Regions from separate parts of the Mus musculus genome. Here all the other regions are linked to region 2. A link is a loop called in an ENCODE intact Hi-C map of the cell type or tissue named here. Cell type or tissue: heart. All regions are shown on one strand.

Region 1 (8,000 bases), 730 kb before region 2:
TCACTGTGTGTCCTAGTGGGATTCTGTTGCTGTGATAAATGACATGACCCAAGACAACTTAGTGAAGGAAAGTGATTATTTAGTTTTTACATCCAGGTATCAGTTCATTACTGGGGAAAGTTGGGGAAGGAACTCAAACAGAGGCTATGGAGGAGCACTACCTACTAGCTTGCTTCCCGTGGCTTGCTATGCGCTCTCTCATATAGCCCAGGCCCATCTACCTAGGAACAGTACCATCCACAGTGGGTTGGGCCCTACTACCTCAATCACCTATCGAAAAAATACCCTTCAGACTTGCCCTACAGGTCAGCCTGATTAATGCAAGTCTTCAGTTGAGGTTACCTTTTCCCAGGTGACTCTAGATTTGTGTCAAGTTAATGACTGTCTTAGTCAGGGTTTCTATTCCTGCACAAACATCATGACCAAGAAGAAAGTTGGGGAGGAAAGGGTTTATTGGGCTTACACTTCCATACTGCTGTTCATCACCAAGGAAGTCAGGACTGGAACTCAAGCAGGCCAGAAAGCAGGAGCTGATGCAGAGGCCATGGAGGGATGTTCATTACTGGCTTGCTCAGCCTACTCTCTTATAGAACCCAAGACTACCAACCCAGAGATGGTCCCACCCACAAGGGGCCTTTCCCCTTTGATCACTAATTGAGAAAATGCCTTGCAGCTGGATCTCATGGAGGCATCTCTCCAACTGAAGCTCCCTTCTCTATAACTCCAACCTGTGTCAATTTGACATCCAAAACCAGCCAGTACAATGACTAATGCTAACCATGACACCATGTCACCCGAAGTGGTATACTTCTGGTTACTGAATTGAATCAATTTAGTCCTTATGGTTACTGACTCATACTATAGTTAATTCTTTCTTAGGGCCCCTGAATGGACACAATATAGGCTTTTATGAACTGACATTTGTCCACAATTTGTCATGTGATACGGAATTATTTCATTGTTCTAGAAGTCCCTTGTGCCCTATGGTCTCCTGCTTTCCCGAACCCTAGATGAGCACTAATGTTTTTACTTCCCTAGTTCTAGCTTGACTCAAAGGTCACAGAGTTGGAGTGTTGCAGCAGTGGTTTGTCCAGGGTGGCTTCTTTCACCTAAGCAACACATGCGGAACTCTACCTGTCTGTTCAGCTTAGCTGCTCGTTTCTTTTCAGCGTCAGCTGTATCCCATTGTTTGCCTACAGTTCTGTAGTTTATATTCTACTGAGGGGCAGCTTGGTTGCATTCCCATTTTTAATAATCCTGAGCAAAACTGTTACAAATGGGCGTAGGTTTTTGTGAGGATGTTACTTTTCAATTTGTCTGGGAGAACCAATGACATTTGTCATTCCTGGGTCAGGGGATGGCTTCCAGCATGTGACCCTCCTGCCTTAGCCTAGCAAGTGCTGGAGTTACAGGCATCCAGTATCACTTGCCCCACCCGCAACAGGCTGGGGTCATGGGGTGGGGGTGGATATCTGGACATGAGAAACAAGTGCACCAACTTATATATATTCAAAACTGGAATGTTGAGCAAGTAGTCTGCTGGTCACCTAAGTTTCATGATGAAGCCCAAACAAATAAAATGGATAACTAAGGACAGCACATTCCTTCATCTCCGGGTTTCCTCGTCTGTGGATGTTGATGTGCTGTGTATCAGCTTACCTGAAACTTGTGCACATAAAACCTCTTAGCACAAACATTTTCGTAATTAGAATATGCAAATGCATTATTATTATTATTAATTATTCCTGGGAGTTCAGAGTTGTTGGTTTTTTTTTTTTTTTTTTTAAAAAAACTCACTTTCAACATTTTTAGATTTCAGCTAAAGAACTTCTTTTTGGTCATTCGGCTTCGGTGACATGTTTGGCAAGAGCGAGAGACTTCTCCAAACAGCCTTACGTTGTGAGTGCTGCTGAGAATGGGTGAGTGACGGGTGTCTACATTTACCTCCGTCTCCATTACCTTCCTTTGTGACCCTGAAAAGGAGTGGAGGGGAGATGTGCCTGTGACTAAAGCGCTTGTACACAAATGTGATTTCCTGTGTTAGAATCCCAGCAACCATGATAAAAGCTATAACCCCACATCTGAGGCGTGTATATTGCAGCAGGAGATCCGGAGGCTGCTGTCTGATCAGTCTTGCCAAATTGATGAGCCCCAGATGTCATGGGAGACCAGGAGAGAGCAATCTAGACAAACACCCAGTGTTGACCTCTGGCCTCCAAGCACTTCATGCCTGGTGTGGTATCGAACACCTGTAACTCTAGCACTCAGTAGGCTAAGGCAGGAGGATCACATGTTGACGGTCATTCTTAACCCAGGAAATGATATTTATTCCCACTCTCCCACAGGAATTGAAAAGTAGCAGCCACACAAAACCCACACATAGTTGTATACCCACTCTCCATGTTCAACCACATATGTGTGTGCACGCACAAACACTGAGACATTCACGATAAAGTGAAGCTTGACTGAGGAAAACAGCCAGTGTGGACCTCTGTCCTTTGCACATGCAAAAGGAAAGCACACAGTAAGATAGTTGGACTGACTTTTGGAAAAATGCTAATCTTGATTATGTGATAGGACCAAGCTTTACACTGCAGTGATTGTAAGACAATCAGAAAAAATAATAAATCAAGGAAAACATAAAAGAAAATGAGGTTGGGAAAGATGGTTGTAAAAATAATAGGCTAGGTAAATGATATTTTAAAAGAAAAATGGTGGGAAACACTTATCAGGCATGTACTAACCAAATGAGGTTGATATGGTAATATTAAAATTTATATTAATAAATTTACATAGTTAATGCAACATGGTAAATTAAAATTTCAGAACACAAAGCCTTGGCATTGGTAGAGAGGATAGCCATATGTTATGAGACATTCTGGTAACCAGTGGATGAACGGTAGGTAAGTGTCCCAACTCAGAATGGAAATTCTGCCAGGAGAGGGGCCTTAAGACTGATCCATCTCAGAGTTACCTGCCAAGGCTCAGTGTAGAGTTCTGGGCCTTAATCCTGCAGATATGAGTACATAGGGGTGACCTTGGGCCCATTAAGTTGTATTTCTAGCACAATCTTTGGCTATCCTTCTATCCCTACATCCTAGAGACTGTATTTAAATCCTCCTGTGCCCACTTGTAGACAGCTGGGGAAGTATGAGACTGACGCTAGGTTGGGAATCTTACATTCGGATAGACCAGTCATCGACAGAACCAACAAAGGAAGAAGGTGTTGCCCAAGGCTTATGAAGTCCCAGATGCCATACGAGTGAAACCATCTGTAGGCAGGTGGGTATGGGAATCTTGAGCTCTGATGAGAAATCTTAGCTTACCAAGCACAGAGACAGCAATAAATAATTAGGAGTAGATAGCTCTCAGAGGGAATAGGAAAGAAGAAAAGAGAGTCCAGATGTGGGTCTGAAGAGATAGCGTGGCAATGAAGAATGCTTACTGCTCTTCCAGAGGACTCAACTTCATATTCCAGCACCCACATGAAGGTTCACAACTGCCTGTAACTCTGACTCCAGAGGACCAGGTACCCTCCTCAGGGCTCTAAGGACATTACACTCATATGCACATATACATTGTTGCCCCCCCCACATACACATAGATAAGAATAAAATAAATCTTTAAAAACTGATTACTAGTGATACCAGTAATAACTTAAAAATAAACTTACCTCAAAACATATCAGCTTACCAAGAGTTTAAAAAAAAACAACACATGGTAGAAACTAATAACAGCCATGGGGTGAGGATTTCTGGAGTATTCTAAATACTTTAGGGTGTTTGTTGATACAAGGAAGGACCATAAATTACAGCGCTAAACTACGTTACTGTGTTATTTTGTACCATTGGCTACTTAGAATTCCATTTCTAACTTTGATTTCTATATCCTTCATTTCCCCTTTAGATATGTTAGTAGTGGTTTCATTTCTGGGATATATTTTTAATGTCTATATTTCCTTTCTTCTTATTTTTTTCTGCATGCATACAAACACACATCATATGTGTTTGTGGACACGCAAAGTTTTTCCTCCTGTCTTGTAAATTACACGTCTTTTCAGGTTACCTTGAAAAATCTTTGGGATGCAGTTAGTTAAACAATGAATATTTTCTATGAATATTTTCTTCTGATTCTAGGGCACACCTGTGTACCTTGCATTTATGGCATTTTGGAATGAGATCCTTTGTTGTGGAGACCTGTGCAACACAAGGTGGCTGCGGCACTTCTGCTCTCTGGCCACTAGATGTCAGCAGTGTGTTCCTAGTAGCAATGAGGTTCCTGGAAAGTGGTTGATTGTGGGGAACCAAAACCACTCAGATTTCAGAATGACTGGTTTAGAATATTGACTCCTAGTGTTCTGTTATCAAAACAAACCCCTGGAAATCATCGAATGTATGCAATGCTTAATAGCATTAATCTGTTTTAATTTTATTTATTTATTTTTTTTTACCTCAACTATTACCAGTAATTATCTGTTATCTTGGCCTTCTTCTCAGTCTAAAGGTACTGTTCAATATTTGTTCCTGGTTATTTCATTTCTGTATCTTATCTTTAAAATGATTTTTATATTGTTTCATGTTTCCTAAGTGACACAAAACATCCACAAGTTCATGGGAAGATTTGGTTTTAACAGTGTGCTTTTTATAAAATATGAAACTTTTTGTGGGTCTGGAGACATGGCTCTGCAGCATTTCCCACAACACTCACAAAGCTTGTGTTTCTTCTCTCTCTCTCTCTCACACACACACATACACACACACACATACACACACACACATATCTTCTGTATTGAAGTGTCTAAAACCAAAGACTCTTATGCTCTTATGCAACACTGATTTTGCTGCCTTGGTTTACTGAACAGAAATCCCCTAGGTTTAAATTACCTGGCACATTTCACAGCTTCATTGTACAGACTGTGTCCATATCGTCATAACATGAATTAAAACAAGAAGCCTAAAACAAATAATGAGGCTTTTTTCAAATATCAAGTTAAGGCTTGTTTATTTCAGGATTTTAAATCATGAGTGGAAAAAAACATCAAATAAAGAAACTGGATCGTGGTGGACCAAATGAGGCCTCTTGGTGGTGCTGTTTGTTTTCATGAGAGAGGGAAGAGAGAGAGGGGGAGAGAGAGAGAGGGGAGGGGGGAGAGGGAGAGGGAGAGGGAGAGACAGAGACAGAGACAGAGACAGAGACAAAGAGACAGACAAAAAGACAGACAGAGACAGACAGACAGACAGAGCAGAGAGACAGAGAGAGGAGAGTTTCTGCAAACAGATATGATGTGTGTCCTCCTCAGAATATGTAGTTTAAGCTCAATGATGTAAACTGCTTTTGAATGATGCTATTTCCATGGAAAGTCCATAGTCCTGTCCCTCTTGAAGGCCACAATGCCTGAGACCCCACATTGTTCTCAGCCAGGATGGTCCTAAAACAAAGCTTGCAGGCTGGAGGCAGGGTGTCATTACCCACACAAAATGATACAGAGACACTGTGTCAACCTTACTAATGACCGCAGCAGTTTCCTGCCCAGTAATCTGTAACAAAAAAAAACCTACATGCGTGATCAGGTTGCGCCTAAATGCATCACTAAAGAAAAACTTGGAGGCACAAAAATTATTCCAGCCAATTGTGTGGAAATGGGAGAGAATAATGTGGAGTGTTCTGTTCCAGGGAGATGTGTATGTGGAATGTGAGCAGCGGCCAGTGTGTGGAGAAGACCAGCCTTCCTTACAGGCACACAGCCATCTGTGTAAGTGCGCTCCCCTCAGGACACGTGAGATGCTCAAACAGTAACTACATGTTGTGCTTTCTATCTATCTGAGCACTTAGTATCTTTGGAGAATATTCTTTTCTTGCATTTTCTTTTTTTTTTTCCTCCATGGTGAGAAAAATATCCCCAGTAATTGTCTGTTATCTTGGCCTTCCTCTCAGTCTAAAGACATTGTTCCACAGCATTTGTTTCTTGTTATTTCATTTCTGCTTCTTATCTTTCTAGAAAAAAAATGATTTTTATATTGTTTTGCATTTCCTAGGTGACACAAAATATCCACAAGTACATGGGAAGATTTGGCTTTAATGATGGATGTGTGTTTTTTTTTTTTTGGTTTGGTTTTTTTTTTTTTTTTTTTTTTTTTTTTTTTTTATAAAACATGAGACTTTCTTCTGGGTCTGGAGAGATGGTTCAGGGCTTAAGAGCATTCGCTCTTCTTCCAGAGGACCAGAATTTGGTTCCTAGCATAGGAATCCTGCCTCTAACAGCAGCTCCAAGGAGATGCCCTGCCCTGTACTACCTGCTGCAGGCGGTGCACTCATGTGCACATACCCGACCCTACATTGATGCACACATGCCCATAATTAAAAGTGTAAAACTCTCAAGAAAACAGTAAAGCTCAGGCCATGTTTTAAAATCTTAACTAGTTCTTCTGGTGGGTTTATTTGTTTCTCTTTTACTTTTTCTTAACTTGTAAATGATAAAGAAGCCTAGTTATAATTTCTATAATCATTTTCCAATTAAGGGGCTTTCTTGTTTCCCCCAGTATCAGAGGTGGAGCCCAGGGCCTCACCTGAACTTTATCTTAGCCATACTTTCTGATTTTTAAGTAGCTTCTGGATTATGACAGACAGATTAAAAATGAAGGGGTAATTTCACCACCCATATGTCTTTATATTTTTCCCATTGTCCATGCTGGAACCTCATACAGCAACACTCACCCACTCTCTCCTCTTGTCTTGGGATCAGAACCCAGATGCAGAGCTCAGGGTTGAAGTAGAATGGATAACCTGGTCTCTAATAGAAAATACTTCCAAAATGTATTTGGTACAAGAATACTTCCCCAGTACTCTTGAAACACTTTCATTTCTTACCAATTTTTAGCAGTACTACTGGAAGCAGAGAATTCAGGTTGTTACTGTTTAGCTCTGAATAACATTGCAGAAATAATATACCTATTGCTGTCCCATGACTTACAGTGTGTCTTTTAAAAAGAACTCTCCTTTTACCTGGGGGATGGGGTGTGGTTGAAGCTAAGCTGAAAAGTCAACATGACAAGAGTCTGGGGTTAATGAAGGGAATTTGAGGTGTTACCTAGATCGGAGGGTTCACTGAGGAGAGGCTGGCTGGAATTCAAGGGAGAGAGAGGTCTTTACACAGCTAGAAGGGTGTCAATGTTATCCATCTCTGAGGTGCTGTTCTTGGAATTCCATCCCATAGTACTACCACTGCTCCTTCCGGATGACTGGAGAGGGCTGGCTGCTGTGCTGTGGGGAATATCAAGATGTTCTCGTCCTTGATGCTGGAACTCTGGCTGTCCTGCATACCTTCACCTCTTTACAGTCGCCCGACTGGATGAAATGCATGTGCATCGTTCACTCCGTGAGAATTCAAGGTAACGGTGGGCACCTTGGCGTCTAAGATGGTGCAGCGGCCGGTGAGATACTACTGAAACTGTCAAGCAAGAGTTGAGATCACTGTTAGTGTTCTCCTTGTCCTGGGGCAGCTCTTAAAACCATGGCAGGGGGAAACCCAGATCTCCTCCACCAGTGGGTCAAGGTATTAGGAAGCCAGCAGGAGGTGGAGACATGCAAAAGAGAATCTGTTTCTATGATCCAGTTCTCAGTTCTGCTTGCTGAGAGGGACAGGCAGTTGGGCTGTTTGTGTGTTCTCTCTCTGGCTTTCCTTCCTCTTCCCCTGGTCTTCCCCTTCTTTTCTTTTGTCTGTCTCTCTGTCTGTCTCTGTCTCTGTCTCTCTGTCTCTCTCTCTCTCTCTCTGTGTGTGTGTGTGTGTGTAGGTGTGGGGCACTTTTTCTGGATATACCACTGAAACTCTGTTTCTGTAGTTGGTAATGCCCAAGTAAAATGTGAATTGCTTCTACATTCCCACCTATAACAGGTTCAGCACAACCATTGCCTGACAGGCGCCATGGCTCTTCTTTTAGCTGTATTCTGCACACACATAGGGTAGAACCTGGAATGGAATCATTCCCTTAACAAAAATCAAA
Region 2 (8,000 bases):
AGCTGTGGAAAGGAAGGGGACAGAGGCGGACAGTGACCAGATCCCCCAGGAAACTCCCGGTTGAGCCTGGGCTGACAACTAGCTTTTGCGTCGTCGTCATGCTTTTTTTTTTTTCCCATCTAAGTCTCTGTGCTGCTACTGGGTGGGAATGTGTAAATGTCTTTCGAATCAGCAAGCCTGTCACCCAGTTCAAAATTCCTAGCAGGCTGTTTGATTGGGGGAGGGGGGCGGGGGACGACACTGAAAGTCTCAGCTGCCAAGTGCAGGCACCAGGCCTGGCTCCTGTAGTGGGCCAAGAGACCTAGTGGACAGCTGAGCTCAGCTGGAACTGCATCAGGGATCCAGGCACACTCGGCGACCCTTGAAGACGCGAGAAAAGGGCAGCCTAGGGGCGGACTGTGTTCATAGACCTGGGCGGAGGTTGTTGCGTTGATTGACTCCAGTATCCTTGTCCTCCCACCCCCAACCCCCCATCCCCAAGCCACACACACACACACACACACACACACACACACACACACAGCCTCATCTGAGCCTTGCGCCCAGGTCTGAGTCTTGGTGAAGAGAAAGGTAAACGCTGGAATGAGGGTTTGTTAATTAACTGATCGTTCTCCATTAATTCGTCCCTAGAGAATGAAAGACAGTCAATCCGCTCTGAGCCGAGGGCACTGAGCCGTTTCACAGACTAAAATCAAAGCGTGAGGCCGAACCCCCCTTCCCCCACCCGGTGTCTGCCAATGAGAAGCTGGGGAGAGGTAGGTGTGGACTAGCCTCAGATCCTAGTCCTCGAGGCTACCCTAACGGTTCCCCCCAATCTGGCTTCTAGAGGCCTTCCCTCGCGAATGCTATACTGCTTCAGCCTCTGACCACCCAGAATTTCTAGCATAGCTAAGCCCTTTGCTATAAAGTTCTCAAAGCAGACTCTGGTTGGTGACCCAGGAATCTGATGAGGCCTCAGCTCAGATGGAGGACCTGGGCTGATGGAATGTCACCCCTAAGCCTTCCCGGTTCCATTCTGTAGCACTCTGTGTAGCTCCATTGGGCCCCTGCGAGCAGCTGACCTTGCTGCTCTCTCTCCCTTCTGCTCCAGAACCTTCCACTACACCTTCTTGAAGCCATTGCTCCAGACCTTCCAGGCAAGGTAGTGCTTTGAGGCTATCCATTGTGGGGTCCAGGAGTGTGGATAAAAAGCTACTCCCTCATGAAAGTCACACCCCATTACTTGGTGAAGACACTCGAGACGTCAGTGACATCCCACATGGTCTCTGTCACAGGATGGTCTCTGTCACTGCCGGGAAGGACAGACTGATATGATAGGTCCTGTACTGAGCCGATTGCTTAGTCCTGGAAACCTAACCTGTCTGTCCTATGCAAGGTCCACTGACTTCCAGATAAGAAAATTGAGCCAGGGATTTGGGGGGTGGCTGCTTGGTGCTGGGGAGCCCCATGAAGGAAGACCAAGTTCTAGAACCTGTGCACCAAAGGGATGAGTTGGGTGCTGAGCTCATGAGACCTAGAAGGTCGTCTTAGGGATATCTACACACCTAAGTCCAGATGGCTAGCTCTCTGTTATTCTTGGCACCAGGCATCTGGCCCTTTCCTAGAATGTGTGGCACACGGGAGGCGTCAGTGGATGTAAAACCAGGGGACACTGGATGTCCTGAGACACAGCAGAGCACCTCCTATTTCGTTTCTTTTTCCTTTCTTTCTTTCTTTCTTTCTTTCTTTCTTTCTTTCTTTCTTTCTTCCTTCTTTTCCTATTTGGTTTCTTTAACATAAAGGCCTCAGTGAGGCAGGGGAGGGGGCTGGGGGGAGGGGAAAAAGGTACTCACAGCAAAGAGCTCAGAACCATCCCATTCTCCAGGAAAGTCGCAGCCTATTTTTGGAGCCACTAAAGAAAACCCAGCCCTGCTCATTGATTTCTTTCTTTAAAGAGAAGTCGGTTTCTGATCCTTGAAATGGTGACTAGCAGGCCTCGTGATGGAGCCTAGGACTGACCCGCCTGATGCTTTGGTGTGGCAACTGCAGGAACTTGGTACCTGCTCCCCAGGACCAGCCGCCGCCGCTGCTGCTGCTTTGTTAGCTGTTCGCCAAAGAGTAAATCAGCATCCTTTCTCAACCCCTTTATAAGACCCTGCTGAGTTCCTTTACTCTTCAGTGGAAGAGAGGTGCTCCACTTGCCTCTCTGTGTTCCACTGTAGCTTGTTTGGAGGGTCAAATCTTCTGCACGTGGCAGTATGTTTGGGGAGGCGCCTTCTGGTGTATAAATTACAAGTGCTGGTGAAAGACTGGAGGAAATTCTCACCAAATTAACTACCTTTTAAAAATCAATAGATGTTGCCTCAATGTAATGCTTGCTGCTGCTCATTAAAACGCAGCGTGACCAGACGCACGCCGCTTCTGGTCCCGAGTGGGGTGGGGAGACTGAGCTGGGTGCCCCGCCTCTGATGTGGGCGTCTATCAAGACAGGAGGAGATTAGCCTCCAATTAAATATTCCAGAAGGCTTCGGCCCCTCTGCTAGCAGCACGGAAAGAGACCGCAAGAGACACCCACCAATGAATGTGACTATAGCACTGTGCACCCAGGAGGTGGTGGCTGCTCAGGTCCTCAGCCCAGGCAAGGTCCTGTGCTAAGCAAGCCGACCCTGCTGGAGGTAAGGAGACCTCCGAGCCCTGCGCGAAGATGGCCTGCCCTGCAGCACCCGGGACTTCGCCCCCTTGCGGTCGGGTATTTATTTCTTTGTGCTAAAGGAAGATCTAAACTGAGGGAGGATGGGGGTGGGGGGAGTGTTCCTACCTGGAAGTGGCCCTGAGAAAGTCTTACCCAACCCAACCTGGGCCGTGTTTGCTGTGAGTGGCCTTGCAGCTTGGTTGATTGATAACTGGCTCTGCACACGTCCATTTGCTTTTGTGTTAATATTTATCCCGACCGGTGACATTTCAAGTGTCTGGTACTGCCGCTGCAGCGACAGCCAGGCAGGAATGCTAGGCTGGGTCTTAGGAACAGCATTTTTTCAACCCCTGAAGAATTCTGGGTGGAGAGAGAGAGAGGCCAGGACTGGGCACGAGAGATGCCAGGGCTGGAAGGGCCCCTGGGCTACAGAGTGGGAAAAGAAGGCGGTGCCACCTCACTGATTTCCTGGCGCCCTGAGCTGTGGCTCTCCCGTGGTGCAGCTGCTACTAGCCCGCTGCAGCTTGAACAAAGGGCCTGCAGGGCGCGACCGACCGTGTCCGCCTTGGAGGCTGGGGTCAAGGCCTGAAATGGCTTTCTCCCAGCGAGGCTAAGGGATAACCCGTTATCAGAAGGCAGCCGAGAGTCCCAAAGCCTCCAGGGATGAATGGTGGGGTGAACTGTGGTAGCTGAAACACACACACACACACACACACACACACACACACACACACACCAGATATGAAGTCAAAAGGACTTAGGACAGTCATCAGAAGGCTCTGAAAGGCAATTTTTCTCACAGACTCTATCTATCCCCTCCGTGGGATATTAGTTGGCTTTGTGTATTTTTTTATTGTTGGTGGTGGTGGTGAACCCACGTCCCATGAAGAGAGGAAGTGCAGAAGTTTGGGTGTGCCTGTGGTGATAATTAGCAATTGTAGTTTTTGTAGCGGGCTAACCCTGCTGTGGTGTAGTGACCTTGTGCACAACACAGAAAGAACACCCACCAGAAACAAACCCTATGGCATGTTCAGAAGGTGCCTACCACTTATTGCATCCTCCCCAAAATGCAGCCTAGTGATATTTGGATAATCCTGACCTGTGATTATCAATATCATCCCCATATGCCCAGGGGCCAGGGTACTGTGGTTATTCCAGATCCAGCCGGTTACAACGGACACAGAGGATATATAGCCAGTAGTGCGGCTATATCGTAGCAGCAAAGCCATTCAAAACCTATAACGTAACTATCTTCGAAGCTTTCTGCCCTCTGCGAGCTGAGCCGGGCAGAGGCAGAGATGAAACTGGCTTCGCTCCCAGACTTCCGAACCCAGGTTCTATATTTGCTGCAACTGGAGTAGCTGAGCAGAAGACGCTGCTCACGACCCCTAGTGGCCACCTGGCGAGAGAACAGGAGATAGATGTTGGTCTGGCCGAGGCTTTGTTTTTAGGGCATCCTTGTCTTAAAATTTTTCTAAGCCCTGTTTTGATAGGAAGAGGGTGTGGAAGAAGAAGAGGATGCAAGCTCCATCGAGGGAAACACAATTCCTTCCCTACCAATTACAGCTCGAATTCTAAGGTACCCACCCCCTAATTGTAACCTACCAAGAAAAAGTAAATGTTTTGATTCCCTGCCCGAATTATGCTGACATTTTACCTGAAAGGAGCGATAACTGCAGAGGTGACCCTGGCTCTCTGAAGTCGGAGGCTGTGACCAGAATAGTACGCCCAGATTAACAGTTCCTTTGTTTTGCTAGCTTCCCAGCAAACTGGCCTGAGTGAGTCAGAGGGCACCCCCCAGGCTTGAAGCTTAGAAGCCTTTGTTTTTCCCTCCCGAGGGGTGAGTGAAGGAGCTGTCAGAGCCTGCAGGCATGGAACCCGGGCCCAAAGTCAGGACCCTGGACAGAGCCCCGCAGCCCCGTAGCCTAATCCTGGTCTCTGTCCCTAAAAAGGCAGCCAAGATGCTACAGGATTCCATGCTGTAGCAAAGAAACATTCATAGCGAATATTCTGAAGTTTGTGAGAGCGAGAGGCCCCTCCTGGAATAAAAACCGGCCTAGTCGGGTCGTCGAAAAGATCAAAACCGTCGTCAAAGATCAGGTGTTGATTGGTTTGTTCCTACGTGGCATGGCACGTGCACACAAGCATATAAAATCGGAATTTGCGTCCCGGTGGGTGTGACAGGAGTTGGATCATTAAGCTAAAACGTTCAATTCAGTCCCTTTGATCCGTGCTGGGGAAAATCTATAGTCATCTCTAATCTACGAGGTCTTTAAGGAGGTTGTTACACTAGCTGTTTGATGTCGTCATCTTCCACATCCGTGGCAAATTCAGCTAATCAAACACGCTAGTCCCCAAAGTTCTCTCAAGCAACAGTTCTTACAGAGTATACCGGTAAAATCCATTCTTGGTTTTCTTGTAAAAAAAAAAAAAAAAAAAAAAGGAAATATTCAACTCTAATGGCTGTGGGTAATTTAGAGGGAGGGAGGTTCCCAAGTGTCTCGCTCCTCCACTTCCATAGTTAGTGGCAGTCCAGCATTCTCAGTAAACTGCATATAATGGAGTATTTAAACACATGTTCATTTTCATAACTCAACCCCAGTGACTTGAAAATGAAATAGCCAGTTTCATTTCAGAGCCTATTTAAATACTAAGATTTCCACAGTTTGATAAAATGGAATGTCGCCTAACTTGGTGGGGTAGCTACAGCAAGAGGATTTCATAAAACAATGCTTGTTATAGAATCCATTTCTAATATATAAAAAAAAATTCAGCCCATATGCACCACCAATCATTTTCTGTGTGTTGACACTTGACTAAGACAAGTGTGCACCCTCAGAAGATAGACATGTTATTTCTACATGGTTCAATAAGAAGGAACATCTTATTTCTAATGTAAATGAGTTTGGTATACAATCATACATTCCAAATACCACCCATTTATGTTTTTTTTTTTTTAATAAAACAAGTATATTCACTCAGATAAAGCTTACTCTTCCTGAGGTGACAGATGACTGGGCCAGCCATGTGACAATCTTGACTATTTGATACAAACATACAATTATTTATCAGAGTCTCACTGTTCTATCATCTACATAACCTTTCTTCCCAAAGATGCTATGATGGAACAAATAGCTTCTAAAGCATTTCTGTTCGTTTAATTAATTAATTAATTAATTAATTTGATTTAATAAGACGACAGCTGAGCAGAGCCCAACCCTAGAGGACAATTCATCAGGTTTGTCATACTGACGAATGAAAAGGGAATTTCAGTTGTTTGTTCACATTGTATTTATTTCATGCTGTGGTAGACATTCCCACTTAATACTCCCTGTCTATGCCGATGGCTCATAAGTCTTACTATACGTGGAAATTACTTAAAGGCCTAAAACAACTAATGTCTGACTGCGACCCCGTATATTTCAGTTTAATTGAATGGGGTGTGACCCAGGTTCCCAGGTGATCTCATATGCATGGAGGTCTTGGATCCTATATAGTGTGTGGTAGTTACTCTGCCTTTCTCTGATGCTTTCTGTAGTGGGTTAAATAATTTGTCTCTAGTCATCCCACTGGAATTTACTGATGCCCTGGACTCGGTTTCCCTAATTTGGAGGTCCTGGCCAAACATATCCTCCACCAATAACTTGTGTTGCCAGTTCCAGATCACAATCAATACACCCAGAATGTAAACATCATTATCTCAAGCATCCGTTTAACAAGGTCTGTGCATCACGAAGCTCTTGAAATTATAGAGTAAATTTTTTTTTCTTTGAGGCTCTCAAGGAAAGCTTTTGAAACAATTCCTTCTTCTCAGATGTACAAGCAAGATTTCTTTTAATTGATCCCCTCCAAAGAAACAGCCAGAGTGGTAACAGATGTGAAGCCCATGTCTCTCTATCCACGTTTTCACTTAAACAATTATCGATAGGCAAGGCCCATCTCATTAGATATGCTCTGCGGGTAAGCCTGGCCCTCTGGGACCCGTGCCTGCAGAAAGGCCCAAAGGCCCACGGCCACCCGTGCTTCCAAGGCTGACGTTCTCATATGCCTTTGGCTCTGTTCTTTCAAAACTTGTTTGTTACCTCAAATTTAGGACTCTGTGTGTGTGTGTGTGTGTGTGTGTGTGTGTGTGTGTGTGTGCACGCGCACGCACGCACGCACGCACACACACACACTCACACACTCACAGAGAGAGAGCGAGAGAGAGCAAATTGACAAAATCTCTGCTTGTATGTTGGTGATTGTTTGAGAGCAACTCCGTTCCTGTCACATACCACGTGCCTGTCACCCCTCTTTCTTCGCATATGTCATGGAGTAAAGAGAACGGGCAGTTTCTGGAATCATTCCTTTCTTTTAACATCTGATGGTGATTTCATGGTCCCAAAGAAAGTTTGTCAGAAGAACACAGCAAAGTATGTGCTTTTCATTTGTCTTTTCCTCTTGCCTTCTTAAACAGATTTGGAGGTAGGGGTGTTAAACATACAAGCGTGTGAAGCACGCCACCTAGTGGCAGTGGCTCTTACAGCAGGCGCCTTAACGAGTGGATCAGGAGCTGCTACCGTGATTCCAATATTGATGGAGTCACAAAAATCGTTCATTAAGGCAATTTAATCTTTGCTATTAAATGTCCTTTCAATTCATTTGGGGTAATTAAGATGCAGTTAAAGTGATTAAATTCTAATTACTTATGCCAGAGAAAGACGTATTTGTCACGCTAATGCTGTTAGAGGAAGGACTTAGAAAGAAAGTTAACGTTTACTTCAAATGATGCAGCTGGAAAAATCAGTTCCTCTTTTCATCATTAATCTGGTGAGCTGGGCGATTATGTAATGGCACTACAAGATCATTAAATAGGAGAAGTGCTGATTAAAATGACTGCCAGGAGGAAAACTTGAACAAGAAGTAACTCAGTACAGTATAGTCAGCCTCCTTGGGCAAAATCACTCGGTGTTCAAGCCTCTAAGCCCTCACCCCCAAAGTAATAAAAACCTGGTAAGCTTTATCCTCGAATTGAAAGAGGGGTGGCACACAGAAGGCTTTTATTATCAAACCAAAGTCATTGTTAAATGTAAACAGTAAAAAAAAAAATACACAGGGTCTTATGTATTCCAGGCTAGTCTTGAACTCACTATGTAACCAAGGATCACCTTGAACTTCTGATCCTCCTGCCTCCACCTCCTGAGTTCTGGGGTGTGCCACCATGCCCAGTGCTGGGGATCAAAGCCAAAGCATTCAAGCATTTGAGGCAAGCACACAACCAACTCAGCTCCAGCTCCAACCCTGGAGAAACATCTTAAAGAATAGTTTAAATTGGAGTAGAGAAAGCAAG
Region 3 (8,000 bases), 580 kb before region 2:
ATTGAGGATATCCAAGTCCTAATTCAAGGCAATGATTGCCTAAGCGAGTCTCCTTCCTCCTCCTTATTTTCTGTCAATATTTGCAACAAAGAACGCCAGCCCACAGGCATAGATTTAACACCATTTCAGATGTTCATCTTCTCAGCTCCTGAACTGCAAGAGCCAAAGGAATTCACAGGACTCTCAATTCACTGTTGCTTCAAGGTATTTAACCCAAAACGTTACCGACTTTGCCATGTTGAGTTAGGACATATTGTTTTAGTGGGTGCTTCAATTCAGACCAGGTCCTGCACGTCTCATCCTTAAACATGAAATGTCCTTTAGTCAATCTTTGACACAGTAGCTAGCCTTGTGAGATCCAATCAGCATGGAGCTCTAATGACACAATGGAGAATGTCTTTAATTAAATCTTATTAGCCTCATAGACCTGGGGGAGGGGATCCTACTTGCAACACAGCAGGGCTCATCCTTTGTTAGAATAAACATCTGCAGTTCTTTTCCCAGAAAGAAGCTGGACTACTGGGAATTCTAAACTAAAATATGCAAAGCAGTATCAACAGAAATGGATGGAAAGTGCTCACCTGTTAAAGGGATCTGAATTTTGTGTTGTGATTTTTTTATTGACTGTCTAACTTATAAAAAAAATCATGAAAGATTTTTAAAGTATATTTAAATGAATAGAAATATGCCCTAACTCATAGAAAGATGGAATTAAAGATATATGATATATACATGTATGTACACATATGTATGTGTGTGTGTAGTTCATATAATTTCATAAAATTTTAATTCTAATTTTCTAAGCAACAGCCTGAGATCCTTGTTGAAATGCGGCAGTCAGGGGGAAAGAGAGCTTCAAAATGAGAAATACATCTTTAAGCTGACTTGCCCTGTAAGCTTTGGGACTTGCAATTAATTATTGAGCTGGATGAATGTGAATATGGATCTAATGATGAATATCAAAAAACTGTAATGCCTTCAAAGTAGATGAAAATATATCTTTCATGTTTCCCAAAATAGCATGTCTCTGCATGAAGTCAATTTTGATTTGTACTTAAACTGTAATATGTTGTTAATAGTAATACCCATGGAAACCATTATCTTCTGAACATTTTACCTGTTTGGATATGGCTATGAGTCATTTGAAGCAAGTTACAAACAAGTCAGGCAGGGGATAGATTCTGTCTTTCAAGGCCATCACAAGCATTTTGGGTGATGAAGTATTAAATCAGTGCATGTTTTCTAACAAGGAAAGTTTTAATAGTTAAATCCCAAGTACATATTAAAAGTCTGGTATGTTTATTAAAAGTAAGTTTTATTATTTTCATTGATATGTCCTATTATTCCGTTTACAGAGAATAACAGTATATTTAAATCATTGCTGTATTTAGCATATTTTCAGATCTAAAGAAACCATTAATAAATCCTTGACAAATATTTCATGGAGTCTGCAGTGCTGGGAAACCAAACATGGTGGAAGCTTGACTTAACTAACCAGAGTTTTATAATTCTGGAGCACCATATGTTTGAGTTCATATTAATATGAACAAATTCATATTAAATGACTTCATTATGACTCTTTCTTATCATTTTCTAAAAGCCAACACTACATAAACAACAACAATAACAACAACAGCAACAACAACAAAACCCTTTTAAATGCTAAAAAAGAGAGTGCTAAAAACTGAATGTGCTCCTCCTGCTGGTTCTACTTAAGATGCAAATCCATCCATGGTCTGTTTGAAAATGCTCCCTCTATGAGCACTGTCTTATGACCACGTTTTCAGTGATTTCTAGTCTAGGAAAACTTGACTAGTTATGCCTGTCCACTTGGTACCACAGTGCTCAATTAAAACTGAAAGTCTGCCTTAGGTCTATCCCCTGGTGAACCGTGGAGTACATTCAATTGTTTGTACTCGGAGTCGTCCTGTGATTGTAGTGAATTTTTGGATTAAAAATAATCTTGCCCTGCTTCTTGGCAATCATCTAGTAATATTTATGCCTGAGTACACCTACGTACAGGAGTCTCATTCAGGGAAATGCCACATCTTCAGAAGTGTGTGCCAGCACCCTCTGTGCGAGTTGTGGAGTTGTTCCTGCAGTGGTACAGAGGGTGGAGTCTAGAAAGTGCCTGATGCTGAGAAAGAGGCTAGCCCAGTGTATCCTGGCAGTGTAGGCTTCTCAGATCTCCATTCCCTTGGCCTGTTGACAGGCTTCCTGGCAGTGCTCATCCAAAGAGCTTCACATCATGGCTTGTGGATGGCAATGCAAGCCCTGGAAAACAAGCAATAAAAATCAAACATGTGATATTATAAACACACAGGCAGGCAGCCTCAAGTATCCCCCAGCCCCCCTTAAACTCTAGAAACTAAGCTAAGACTTCCTGGAGCACTTTAGTATCAGGAAATGACAAGAAAATATGTTGTAGTAGGTAGGCTGACCTCAGGGGCTAGCATCTGCGGTCATGTTTATCTCCCTTGTTTGTCCAATTTCCTGCAATTTTAAAATCCCTTTAGCATTATTCAAATCAACAATTTTAGAAACTATAGTGTTTTTTCCTTGATTGTGATAATCTAGTTTTCAAAAAATTAATGTATATGCTGTAAATTTAAAGTAGGGTGTCAGAAAAGTTTAATTCCAATTGATCTCATTCTTCATTTCACAGAATGGTGTCTTGTAATTTAAAATTTTAATTTCATACAGTTTATTTGATCAGTTATTTTAAGGCATTTTCAGACTCCTTTGTTCCCCAGAAAATGGATTCTAATGTGTATTCAATGTGCTCAAAGCTGCTGATGATAACCACATAGTCTCTCCTATGCAAACATCTCTACAGTGCTTAGCATTCATTAAAGATTTTCTAAATTAGCAGTAATCAAATTTAAACTTGTTAAAAATGTTTGAATGTTGTCCTCCACACACAGTTAAATGCCATCCTGGCCACATGCAGTGGTTCTTGCCTGGGTCACTTTGGTCAACAAGGATCCTGCAGACAGCATGTGGAGTAAAAGGATAAATAAAAATGACCAGTCTCCCAAGGGAGCCGCTGCTGGACACTCCCTTCTGGCTTACGTCCCTTGGAGACTGGCAGGTGTTATGTCACCTCTAGACTAGAGCAGGGACCAGGTTGAGCCTGCTCTGCCACAGCTCTTACCCTCTGGTTCTAACTTCCCCAGGCCTCATCTTGAAACTTAAGATATCAGACCTTTTTTTTTTTTTTTTTTTTTTTTTTTGCAGTTCTTTGGATCTGATAAATATTGCACTAAAAATATTTGTCTTATATTAATTAGATTTTTAAAAACCATTCCTTATTTATGGACCTGCTCATTTAGTTTTTAGTAAATACACTGTTGCTCGTCGCCCCATCCCACCCCAATTGATCTGTATATAAGTGGACTGTGATGGTTGTGGTATTCATAGACCACCTGAACATGTTTACATTAGTGTGTGTGTGTGTGTGTGTGTGTGTGTGTGTGTGTGTCTATCTGTCTGTGTATGTGTGATAAAAGAGAAGATTCTTGGTGTTTCAGGTTCTCCCTTTGGACAATTTCTCTAAATACCTTCACCTTATTGCTACAGCACATTTTCTGCCATCCATGAGAAGGAACCTTTTGTCTTCCGTAGCCTGATCCTTAGAAAGGTGGTAGGGATTTTTATTCAAGGACACAAGGTCTTTAACAGCAATGACAAACAGTTCCTATTTAGTACACACTCCACCGAAATCTGGAAAGTACAAATGCCAGCAACATGCCAATATTCATAACATTACATAAAAGCAATAATTAGTTGGCACATGCCTCCTAAAGCTATCATTTACTCACTTAGCAATCACTTTAATTGCAATTATCTGCAAAGTCATCAAGAGCCTTTTAGATCCTGACAGTGCATATTCTAGGAGAAGGTGTTTTCATGAATCCTTCTGAGAGAGAGAGAGAGAGAGAGAGAGAGAGAGAGAGAGAGAGAGAGAGAGAGAGAGAGAGAGAGAGAGAAGAGAGAATCTATGCTACATTCTTGACACACTACAAACTTCCTATAAATTTTTAAAGGATTCCCTGTTAATGCTGTAGGGTCAACTGCATTGCTGATCCAAACAAACCTCTTTCAGCTAGCATCAAACCGTTCTATTTTTGTGCTCTCCAGTTGCATCCTGTGTTGTGTCTGCTTCCATTCTGTGTTCTGAAGTTGGGTAATGGGAGTCGGGGATACAGAGAACTCAGTTCAAGATTATTTTTTCTACCCAAGAGAGGAACCCTGGGGGAGAAGTTGCCCTGTTTTTATGGTAGAAGCAATTCCCTGAGATCAGACCCTAATTCAAATAAGCAGCCAGTTCCTTCCTCCCCAGTCTAAGCAAAGAATTTACTTCAACTTCTTATTTGAGAATTCAAAATAACGGGGTAGAATAAGTACTCCTTTGGGAGAGTGAAGTGGAGAGATAAATGTGGCTGTCTCCAGGGTATGTTCCCCCAGACAGCACTGTCACAGGTCCCCTCTGAGAAGAGCTGATTTGTTCATAGTCTTCCTGCCATGTAGGGGGCAGCAACACCCAAGGTTAGAAAATAACAGTCTCATTCCCTGGCTCTGGTTCAAAACATATTCTAACTGGGAAAAAAAAAATCCTTGTAGAAGGGAAAGGGCTTAAAGCACAAAGACAAATTCCTCTCTGTCCTCCCCTATCTCTAAAGCACTATTTTAAGGTTATACTTAAACCCGTTCCCATAACTTGGAGACATCTGTCACTTCCCTCAATACGGAAGTCATATTCTCCTCCTGTTCAGACTGATAGAATTTGTTTCTGCTTCTATGTTTACTAGAGTCTGATTTCTTTCCCTTCTCCTGACTGGAGCCTTTCTCCAGCGAAAGGAAGGAAACTGCTTCCATCCCAGACTCTCTATGCTTCTAGGGAAATGGAGCAAGGTCATCTATGTACACACCTGGAGGCAGGGCCGGGGGAAGAACTGGAGAACTGTCTTGAGTAAATGTGACTAGACAATCATTGGCCCTGATCTTCCTAATGAGATGTGACTGCACACATCTGTCAAATGAAGGCCACCTCCACACCCAGAAGCCCAAGACACCTGAAAGGGAGGCCAGAGACCTCGCAGCAGCAGCCACATGAGCAAGGAGAGGGTGTGGCCTTGCTGGGGTGGTTGTGGGTCACATTCCTGAGGAAGCTGTTTATTCAAATGTCCATAAGGATTTGGGACTTGTGTGCACCCCACTGTATAACTAAAGTTTGCATTTCCTTGTACTAGAAAACTGGAGAAAAGTAGGCTGTTCTTCTGTTCCTGATACTTAGGTACAACTCATACATGCTATAGAAAACAGCTTTTGTGAAGGCAGCTTCAGGACATTCTCCTTACATAGACTCAGTATGTCCACAATATCAAGAAAATGCTCAGGGTTTCACGCAGATAAGCACGTGGGAACCGACTCCCAAGGCAAGGGAGGTAAGAGAGCAAGAAGACAAGGGAGCTGGCATCTCCTCTCGGTTTTCTTTCTCCCTTCTTTTGTTCCTTCACTTTGGGATGTCAACATTCCCAAAGCTGCGAACCTTTAATGTAGACCCTCATATTGTGGTGTGACCCACAACCATGAACTTATTTTTGTTGCTACTCCATAACTGTAATTTTCTACTGTTATTAGTCATAATGCAAATATGTTTTTCGATGGTCTTAGGTGACCCCAATGCAAGGGTCTTTATACCCCAAGGGGTCACAACCCACAGGTTAAGAACCATTGGCTCACATCCCTGATCCCTTCTCTCTTAACCTATGTAGTTTAATAGAAATATTCTGAAAAATAACATGCTTATCACAAGCATTGAATGTGGCATAAATGTTGAGCAACTTGGCTACTTGGCCTTCCTTTTCTTCTCTTTTCTTAAAGGGTGTGTGTGTGTGTAACTGTGGGCATATTGTGGCACATGTGTGAAGGCAGAGGTGTCAGTCTTCCTTTGAGACAGGGTCTCTTGTTCACCACTGCATGTGCAAGTCTGGCTGACCCACATGTTTGTAAAGATTCTCCATTTTTCATCTTCCATAGGAGTGAAGTATTTCCATTACAGACATGTGCTAGCTACCGTGTTCAGCTTTTTATGGGTTCTTGGGACTCGACCTTGGATTTTCATGCTTGTATAGCAAGTACTTTAGCCACTGAGCCATAGTCTCAGCCTTCCCTTCACTTTCTTACTAGAAAATAATGATTAGACAGTCTCACACACTATCCTGAGTTTTATTATCTTCATGTGTACATGTGGACTAAAACTCACAACTATATGCATCATTTGCATATACTATTATTAATAAATAAAATATTACAATTAATTAAGATCAGTTTGCATACCAAAATGCCTGGTTATTATCATTATTATAGACAGTCAGAATGGTACTCTGGTTCTTAGGCGGGCTTGTTACTCAGATTGGAGGATTTGGCATACACAAAGTACATAAGTAAGTTTAATAAAACTGTCCTTTTAAAAGTGTTTGATGTTAATTGGATTAAAGATCAAGGGCAGTGTGGCCAAGTTTCATAACTGATTTAAAGACCAAGGATTTCCACAGCATGGTAGATAACAAAAAAACCAAATAGTTAATGTTCTGTATCATAAAAGATAATCTTCCAGGAATACTTACATCTGAGTAGCATGCGTTCATCTACGGTTGTTCAGAGCAAGCAACTTCCCTCTTAACCCCTGTCAATGCTAACATCCTGATGCTAAGATACATGTCTGAGTGGCTTTCTGTGAGTGTCACGAAAGACCAAAGCAAAACACATATGCACCTCTAAAAAGGCATTAAAAACATAGAAAGCCAGAGCGCTCCTGGACATTAGGTGATAGGATATGCTGACTTCTGCCTTCCCACACAGGGGGACATGTATTGGAAATCACTTCCTGTTAAGCTAAACTGTCAGAATGGAGCCACTCGGCTGAAAACACAGTTCAAGGTAGTGCTGACATAGAGCCCCAGTTTCCTCCAGTGTCATTACACACCAACAGAACAAGTCTGGAATGGAAGCCTGTCCTTGGAGATCCTCAGTAAAGAGTGGTGAGATATTGCACCACAGCTTGCCTTCTTCAGTTCTCTTTTTCCCTCATCTGTTTAAGTGGGGAAAAAATACAAGAGAGAATATGACTGGTTAAAGACCATTTCTGTTGGAGAAACCCTGATGATCCCACTAACAAGAGACCAAAGGAGGAAGGCCAGAGTTAATAAAAGTGAAAATGTGGTATATTTACACAATGGAGTACTACTCAGCTATTAAAAACAAAACAACAATATGAACTAACTAGTACCTCCAGAGCTCTCTGGGACTAAACCAACAACCAAAGAAAACACATGGTGGGACTCATGTCTCTAGCTGCATATGTAGCAGAGGATGGCCTAGTTGGTCATCAATAGAAGGAGAGGACTTTGGTCCTGTGAAGGTTCTATGCCCCAGTATAGGGGAATGCCAGGACCAGCAAGTGGGAGTGGGTGGGAGTAGGGGGAGGGGGAAGGGATAGGGGGGTTTTGAAGGGGAAACTAGGAAAGGGGATAAATTTGAAATGTAAATAAAGAAAATATTAAATAGAAAATGGAAAAAGAATGAATTCATGAAGTTCTTAGGCAAATGGATGGAATTAGAAAATATCATCCTGAGTGAAATAACTCAGTCACAAAAGAACACACATGGTTCTTTTGCACTCACTGAGAAGTGGATATTAGCCCCAAAACTTGAAATATCCAAGATTCACTTCACAGACAAGGTGAAGGCCAAGAAGAAGGAAGACCAAAGTGTGGATGTTTCAGTGTTTCTTAGATGGGGGAACAAAATACTCACAGGAGAAAATATGGAGACAGAGTGGAGCAGAGGCTGAAGGAAGGGCCATCCAGAGACTGCCCTACCAGGGGATCCATCCCATATACAGTCACCAAACCCAGACATTATCTTGGATGCCAGGAAGTGCTTGCTGACAGAAATCTGATATGGCTGTCTCCTGAGAGACTCTGCCAGAGCCT

The links. A loop is a pair of places that touch in the nucleus more often than their neighbours do. Peaks named below come from ENCODE experiments on the same cell type or tissue, not always from the same donor. Only the 100,000 strongest peaks of a DNase experiment are listed, where the experiment ranks them.
Region 1: it touches region 2 in a loop (13-fold over the local background); 33 of 42 quality-filtered maps call a loop at or near these places.
Region 3: it touches region 2 in a loop (13-fold over the local background); 12 of 42 quality-filtered maps call a loop at or near these places.

Annotation. Positions count from the first base shown.
Region 1 is chr9:74,137,815-74,145,814 of GRCm38, forward strand. It overlaps Wdr72 (WD repeat domain 72), which reads left to right. Exons shown (of 20, transcript NM_001033500.3): 3 at 1,813-1,919; 4 at 5,674-5,752; 5 at 7,214-7,388. Among named protein-coding and RNA genes, the nearest start is that of Wdr72, 31 kb to the left of the region's middle. In heart, a CTCF peak has its summit at 4,233 (motif pointing right); no DNase peak of the experiment used is centred here.
Region 2 is chr9:74,863,986-74,871,985 of GRCm38, forward strand. All of the region lies in intron 1 of Onecut1 (one cut domain, family member 1), which reads left to right. It overlaps Gm38678 (a long non-coding RNA gene), which reads left to right and starts at 1,813. Exons shown (of 3, transcript XR_870922.2): 1 at 1,813-2,654; 2 at 4,165-8,000. In heart, CTCF peaks have their summits at 4,069 (motif pointing left) and 7,183 (motif pointing left); no DNase peak of the experiment used is centred here; H3K4me3 peaks cover 472 bases; H3K27me3 peaks cover 6,389 bases.
Region 3 is chr9:74,281,877-74,289,876 of GRCm38, forward strand. It overlaps Wdr72 (WD repeat domain 72), which reads left to right. Exons shown (of 20, transcript NM_001033500.3): 20 at 1-1,327. Among named protein-coding and RNA genes, the nearest start is that of Wdr72, 180 kb to the left of the region's middle. In heart, a CTCF peak has its summit at 4,531; no DNase peak of the experiment used is centred here.